Regions from separate parts of the Homo sapiens genome. Here region 1 is linked to region 2. Evidence: chromatin loops called from intact Hi-C (ENCODE). Cell type or tissue: adrenal gland. All regions are shown on one strand.

Region 1 (4,000 bases), 300 kb before region 2:
TATTATAATTAGCATCTCAATTTATAATAATCCAGTTTCTATTAATACTACTTAATTTCAAATATATACAAAATCTATGCTGTCATATCTCTTCATTCATCCCCTTTATGCTGTTTTTACCACATATTATAGCTTTATTATGTGCCTATCTATATAGATTTAATAACTTTATACAATTTTTAAAACACATGGAATAAAAAGAATTGCAAACAAAAATACATTTATGCTGTGTCTCATTTATCCATGTAGTTAACTTTACTGGTGTTCTTAATTTCTTCATGCAGCTTTGAGTTACTCTATACTATCCTTACATTTCATTTCTGAATGACTCTCTTTACTATCTGTTGCAGGACAAGTCTACTAGTGACAAACTCAATTTTTGTTTATCTGGAAATGTCTTAATTTCTTCTTCATTTTTAAAGATAGTTTTTCAGATATACAATTCTTGATTGACAGTAGATTTTTTCAGCACTTTGAGTATGTCATCTCACTGCCTTCTGGCCTCCACAGAGTTTGATGGGAAATCAGCTGTTAATCTTACTACACCTGATGAGTCACTTCTCCCTTGCTGCTTTCAAAATTCTGTGTTTAACTGTGACAGTTTAATTAATCTCGGTGTGGTTCTTTTTTAGTTTATCTTACTAGGGATTCACTGAGCTTCTTGGAAGTGTAGCTTATTGTTTTTTGTCACATTTGGATTACTTTTTACCATTATTATCTTCAAATATTATTTCTTCTCTTTTCTCTTTTTCTTCTACTTCTGGGGTTGCCATTATGGTTGCTACACTTGATGGCACCTCATGTGTCTCTAAGACTTTGTTCATTTCTCTTCATTCTTTTATTTCTGTTCCATTAGCTTAGTGGTCATCTAACGACTATAAAGAGATTTCCTTAAACTCTTAGAACCAAGAAATCTTCCATCATTTGCAGAAGAGCTTTGTGTTTGTTAGAGCACACCCTCAACACTCAGCCAGATAGTTGACAGCTCTGCCTTAGCCTTCACTTCCTGCTAGCACAGACCCTCAAGGTTAGGCAGAGGTGAAAGTCTGGGGCTTCCTCAAGTCTTTCTCGAGGCAGGTGCACAAGCCTGGGCATGCACATGAACCTATAGATTCCCAGAAATAGACAGAAGCTTTTGAGCCCTATTTCCCAGCATTTCTTCTAAAGCTTTTTAGTCTATTGTTTGCACCAACTATTATCTATCACTTCACGCAGCAGTGACTGGAACATTTTCCTGTAAATGTTTTAGACAATTACCCTTCTCCTCCCAAGTAGCACTGGGAAAGTTCCAAGTTGAGTAAAATAAAGAAAAGCCTTTCCAGCTAGTCTTCTTCCGGAAAGCCAACAAACATACCGAGTAATTATAATTCTGTATGAAAAAGGTCTCTTCTGCTCTCTCTGGTACAAGGCACATGGGTTGTTATTTTCAAGGCTATCGCTGAGATAGTAAATGGGGAATGAGACTAGGGTAAGTTAAAATACCACAAAGCTTACTGTTCTCAACAAAGTTCAGCTGCTGTTCTTGAATAAGTGCCTCTTGGGTTGTCTAAGCCTTTGGTTAATCTCCAGAGTTCCAAAAAAGTTACTTCTAACAATTTTATCAATGCTTTTTTATTGCTTTTATGAAACTATGGAATTTCAGAGTTCCTTACTCGGCCATTTTCACTAATGGCCTGTTGGTGTTTGTTTTGAACATAGTAGAGAATGCACCTGCATGTTACAGGGTGCTTCCTTAGAACTATCCGGAGCCATGCTTCCAATGTGTGTTTTCTAGAACACCAGTTCCATGGGGGAAGTAACCATTACAGCATCCCATGGTGAAATGTTTGTGACATTAACCTTAAATAAAGTTAAACATGTCTCCTTACTGCACAATTTATCAGAATCCTTAATATGCTATATTGTCAATCCTATTCAGCTTCAAGAAGAGGAAAGAGTATAAAAATAATTACAGTAGATAATTGTGGGTCAGGCACTGTGCCAGACATTTTACATTTATTATGTCATTTGTTATTCATACCACCACACAACATATTTCCTATTTTATACACAAAGAAACGGAAGCATAGAAATTTTAAGTAAAAATTTCCAACGAGTAATTTCCAGAGTCAGAAATTTAATCAATTAGCTTCCAGGCTGTCCTGTAAACCATACTGCAGGATTTCCCTAACTTAATTTGACCACAGAAACATTTGTTCAGAGAATCTTGAAAGTTAATGTGTCTCAGAGTACATTCTGGAAAATGCTGAGTTAAAGCACAGTTAATAACTGGGGAACTGATTTGTGCTTTTCTCGACACTTTTACTGTCATGAATCATGCCAGAGGCCCTTGCTACATTAAATATTGATTGAAAAATGGGGCATGGAGTTGTTGTTCAACCTACAGATTATCATTACAAAGGAGCTTCTATATTTTAGTGTCTCCTCTGGCATAAGCATTAAAGGTTGTCTTTAAAAAACAGTTCCACTCTGAGACAGTTTAAAAATATAATTTTAATTTATGAAACCATACAAAAACTAAGTGGACTAAGTTCATCTTACAGATTTGCTTTCCTCAATTTTTTACAGAAGTTACTTTTTCCAACAAAGAAAGAAAATTGTTCTTAGCACAGAAATATTTGAAAACAAAAATATTTAAAGAAATACAAAATAAAAATCTGAAAACCTTGCATTCAGAGCCAGTTTCTGTTAGCTAACTCAAGCATTCTGAAGATCTTATTTTCTTTCCATACTTGGAATCCTGCCATAAATATTTTTATTATAATCATTTTATCACCATTACAAATTCTTCATAAATATCATTTTTTTCATGTCTTCAAAATATTCCATTTTAGGGAATTATCATAATTTACTGAATATTTCCACTCATGTTAACTATCTAGGTTATTAACCATCTTTCACTGTTGTAAATAATGCTGTTGTCTTTTGTAATACAGAAGTTTGGCAGAAGGCGCTCAGCAAAACACACACAGAGATGCCAGTCGACAAGGCTACATGTGGCAGCCAGTTCTCCAATACAAAGAAGTGAAGTCAAAATGGGGTAAATATGATACAGAGAGGTTTGTGGAAATATTGAAGACATTCACTAATTCACCAAAGCAAATTATATCTAAAATATGAGCTATCCAAGAAAACTACCAGGATTTAAATACAGAGATTGGAGGGACAGCAATTACTGAAAAGTAGTGTTGCAGAGAGAAACAGACATAGAAAGTATAACAAATCAGGTAACAGACTGGGCATGGTGGCTCACGCCTGCAATCTCAGCACATTGCAAGGCTGAGGCCAGTGGATCACCTGAGGTCAGGAGTTCAAGACTAGCCTGGCCAACAAGGTAAAAACCCTATCTCTACTAAAAATACAAAAATTAGCCAGATGTGGTGGCGGGTGCTTTTAACCTCAGTACTTGGGAGGCCAACGCAGCACAATTGCTTGAACCCAGGAGTTGGAGGTTGCAGTGAGCCGAGATTGTGCCACTGCACTCCAGCCTGGGCAAGAGAGTGAGACTCTGTCTCAAAAAAAAAAAAAATAGGTAACAGAAGAGCAGTCTATATCTAAGGAAGCAAAATAGATACTATCTCTTCCTTTTGTCATTTAAACACAGATGAATAAACAGTGGCCCAATTATTACTTATGTACATACTGAATACTGGGAATAATTCTAGCCTTTAATAGTTTAAAATAGCAGTAATGTCCATGTCCATTTATTGAGCATGTACTATTTGCCAGTCTCTGTGTAAGGGGCTATATGAAGTCCATCTGATTTAACCCTTACAACAAAGCAGACGTAATTATAAACAAGTGACACATTCAGAAAATTAGGCTCAAAAGTTGAGTAACTTGCCCAAGGTCTTTCAGAAACATGTGAATGAGCCAAAGATGAAAATACAACTCAGTCAAGAGCCTGTTTCCTTCCACAATCAAGTGGACTTTGTTCAACACACTCCATAAACCAAAATGAAAATATCTCCCAAACAACATGAACCAAAGAGGATATAGA
Region 2 (4,000 bases):
GTTCCTGGAGACAAGGGTTCAGCATCAGAATTTACTTGACAGGTGATCTTGGGAAGTGCTTGTCTTAACCTCTCCATGAGTTAATGCTCTAATCTATAAAACTGGCATAATAAAAGTGCTGTCCCCCAATCAGGGTGCTGTGAGTTCTTAAGAATCAGTGCACTGGAGCCACACAGGAGACCCAGTTGTGTGCAACCCCTCCCAATTCCCTGTCAATAATCTCATATTGATAGCTTGAGATCCACCATGGTGGGAAGTGGGATTATTTACACCATGGAGGAGAAATACTGTGGATGGGAGTTCTATCTCCAAGGGCTGTTTGTCAGACATTTCCCAGCATGCCACTGATTTCACACAGGACAGTACCTAGCACAAGGCGCTTCACACATAGCCAGCAATGATTGTTAGAAGGCAGTGAGGGCCACGTGGAGCCCAGGCCCGGGGCACACAGGACATACTTAGCCCCAAGGATGCATTTTCCACTCCAGGTCATGGTTCAATCCCTTCATCCACCTTGAATCTCAGAACTTCTGCTGGCCTACAAGGGCACAGTCAAAGGGCAAGATAACCGTACTCCTATGCAAAAGTAGATGAATTCATTGCTGTCTGCCAGACACCAGAGTTTCTGTTCAAAAGTAACGACGCTTCCAAGCAGATGGTAGCTTTTGTTCCTGCTTTTGCTGGCCATTAAAACTAGTCACCATTCTCCAGCCCTATGATATTGAAAAAGTCACTTGGCCACTCTGTGCCTCAGTTTCCTCATCTGTAAAATGGGAATGAAAGTAGCATCACAAAAGTGCCGGGCATGTAGTCAGTGTTGAGGAAAGTTTACTACTGTTCATATAATGTGACGTTGACATCAACGGGGCCCTCACATCTGTGCCCATGTCACCATTTATATTTCACCTCCACACACAGCTGCTCAGCAACATATCAGATAAGACCTTTGCACCCATTTGAAAGATGCACAGTGGGAGGCGCTGAAATTATGTAGCTCTAGCTGAGGTTACAGTAAAGATTAGAACTTCTCCATACAGCCCAAGTCCAGACCCTGCAAGGGGGAGATTTTAGGTCATCTGTAAAAGGATGGGGAAGGATCTTCTGCAGTGAGGGACCAGCATTAGCAAAGGCCCAGGGTTGGAAAGCGTGTGGCTCCATTAGTCTATCAATGTTCCTCGAGTGTCTGCTTTGTGCTGGGTCACACACCAGGTAGGAGGAAGGAGACTTGGCCCCAGCTTCATGGTGCTAACAGAGGTATGGTTGATGTGCCTGCGTATGAACCTAGGCGTGGACTCCCAGAGAGGGGACTGTATCCTATTCATGTTTATATCCCAGGGCATAGGCTTGTAGCTCTAGCGAGGTCGCAGTAAGGTCAGTGTGGGAGCTGGGAGGCCTCAGCCCCTTGCACACCTCACCCCACCACCTGGTCCTAACTAGTCACCCACACTCGGGCTGTCTCTGCCCTGACCGCCATTTCAGTCCCTTCCCAGCTGAGAGGCTGCTGGCCCCAAATAACTTCTGCATCCCCTCCTCCCAGCAGGAGCTTCAGAAGTCAGTGGCTCGGACAATTGCACTTGCTTTTCTCTTTCCAAAGAGGGATCTGCTTTGGGAGCCCTTTGAAAGGGCTGTGATTACATCTTCATTTGTGGGTAATGGGATTAGCACAAGGATGGCAGAGCCTCCCCGCAGCAGTGGGGATTGTCAGGTCTGCCCGAGAGGGCCAGGGAAGAGGAGCTCTCTGTTCCTCTGAGCTGCCAGGCGCTGGCCACTGCCCCGGAGGAGGGGGCACCCCAGTGCTGGGACACAGGGACTGGAAAATGGAACTAGCTCCATTCCAGTGCACAGAGGCCAGCTGTCTCACCCAGCCCCAACTCCTCAGCTGATGGACAGGATCTCCCTGAAGAGGAGATATGAGTGTGTGTGTGTGTGTGTGTGTGTGTGTGTGTGTGTGTGTGTGGTGGGGATAAGGTGGGGGGTCTTTTCGTGCCTTTAATCCCCAGCTATCCCCTTCTGGAGGGACTCAGACAGGTGAAGTCACCAGGTTCGGGTCTCCCACAGGTTACATCCAATTTCCTGCTTCCCATGTGCCAAGCCCAGTAGTACTTACAGGGACCCACACCACAGTCACCCTTCTTTGAAACCTGGCTTCTGGTGCAGGCTTGGTGCCGAGGACTCTACGCATGCCATTCATACAATGCTCACCACACACCTGTGAGGCCGTGACCGACCTCATCCCCATCTGGCATAGGAGGGACTCAGACCTGGGGCCGACTGACGCTGGAATGTGGGATCTACTGGCCACCTGGAGGCCCCACAGCAGGGCTCGGTTTAATGCCCACTAACACATTGTGTGTTTACTTGATACTTTCTTTAAGCTTTCTCACTTTTAAAATTTTTAATTTATTATTTTTCCAACTTTTTATTTTGAAAAATTTCAAGCCTACTAAAGAGTTGCATGAATAACACAGCGAACATTTATATGGCCTTTCTTTAGAGTCTAGATGCACTGGATGTTAACGCTGATATTTGCTTTTTTCTCTGTCTCACCCTCTTCTCTCTCTCTTTGCATGTGTATATATATGTGTATATGTATTTATATGTATGTGTATATATACAGATATGTGCACAGTTGATTACAGCAGTGCCCCCTTATCCATAGGGGATATGTTCCAAGACCCCCAGTGGCTACGTGAAACCTCAGATAGTACCGAATCCTATATATACTATGTTTTATTCCTATACATATCTAGGATAAAGTTTAATTTATAAATTAGGTGCACTAAGAGTTTAACAACTAATAAGAAGATAGAACAGTTATAACAATCTACTATAATAAAAGTTATGTGAACGCTTTCTCCCTCTCTCAAAGTGTCTTCTTGTACTGCTCTCCCCCTTCTTCTTGTGATGATGTGAGTTGGTAACACGCCTGCGTGATGAGATGAAGGGAGGTTAGGCTGCTGTTACCTTCTGATGATGCTTTGGAAGAAGGAACACCTGCTTTGGGTGATCCTGTATCATAAAGACAGGATGATGTCGATGGCTGGATGTCAGGAGCAGACGATCTCTGTGACTAACAGTACGTAGTATCTCCAGTGTGGACCCACTGGACAAAGGGATGATTCATGTCCTGGCAGGATGGTGTGGGACAGCATGAGATTTCATCACGGCCACTCAGAATATTGCAAAATTTAAAATTTATCAATTGTTTATTTCTGGAATTTTCCATTTCATATTTTCAGACCTTGTTTGACTGAGACTAACAGAAACCATGAGAGCGAAACCATGGATAAGGGGCGACTGGTGTGTGTGTGTGTGCGCGCACATGTGGGCACGTGTGCAAAAGCGCACACATATTTTTTGTGAACCATTTGTAGACAAGTATGAGACAAACATGAGTTGTCTCCTAAATACTTCAGCACATATCTCCTAGCACAAGGGCATTCTTCTACATAACCACAGCAATGATTCTCACACCCAGAAAATTTAAAATCCATTCAATTCTATCATGTACTTCTTAATCTACATTCAAATTTCCTCCCAGTTAACCCAATCATACTCTTTAGATCCTTTTTCTTTGCAAATTCCAGCAATCATCAAGGATCACTCATTGCACTTACTGATCATTTCTCCAAGATGTGATCTGAAGAACTGAAAGCAGACTGAATGAGGGGACTCTCCCTTCCTGCTTGGCTGCAGAATGCTGTGTCAGCACGCAGAGAACATCAACACTCTCATGTGGGGCGCCTTCTAGGAACCCTGCCCACTGAGATTGCTTCCAAAAATCAGTACAAAGCTAGATCTCCTCCAGATCCCGTCCTTGGGCAGTCACACTGGATTTGGTCTCCTGGATTGTTAAATGACGGTGTGGTCAGGGCTTCCATACCCCCTTTCCCTTCCCTTTCGGCTGCAAAATCATTGTGATTCATGAATGTTTCATGTGACTGACCCCCAAACAGCAGCGAGTGCAGCACTGCAGTTACCCAGGCCAGGGGTGGACTCC

Evidence for each region. Hi-C counts contacts between places; a loop is a spot of excess contacts. Peaks named below come from ENCODE experiments on the same cell type or tissue, not always from the same donor. Only the 100,000 strongest peaks of a DNase experiment are listed, where the experiment ranks them.
Region 1: a loop joins it to region 2, with 4 times the contacts of the local background. A loop is called at or near these places in 1 of 110 quality-filtered maps.

What each region holds. Positions count from the first base shown.
Region 1 is chr4:5,083,270-5,087,269 of GRCh38, reverse strand. The region is part of intron 1 of STK32B (serine/threonine kinase 32B); the gene reads right to left. Among named protein-coding and RNA genes, the nearest start is that of STK32B, 34 kb to the right of the region's middle. In adrenal gland, no CTCF peak of the experiment used is centred here; no DNase peak of the experiment used is centred here.
Region 2 is chr4:4,782,273-4,786,272 of GRCh38, reverse strand. It overlaps LOC101928279 (a long non-coding RNA gene), which reads right to left. Exons shown (of 3, transcript NR_125892.1): 3 at 1-763. Among named protein-coding and RNA genes, the nearest start is that of LINC01396, 60 kb to the left of the region's middle. In adrenal gland, no CTCF peak of the experiment used is centred here; a DNase peak (open chromatin) is centred at 1,705.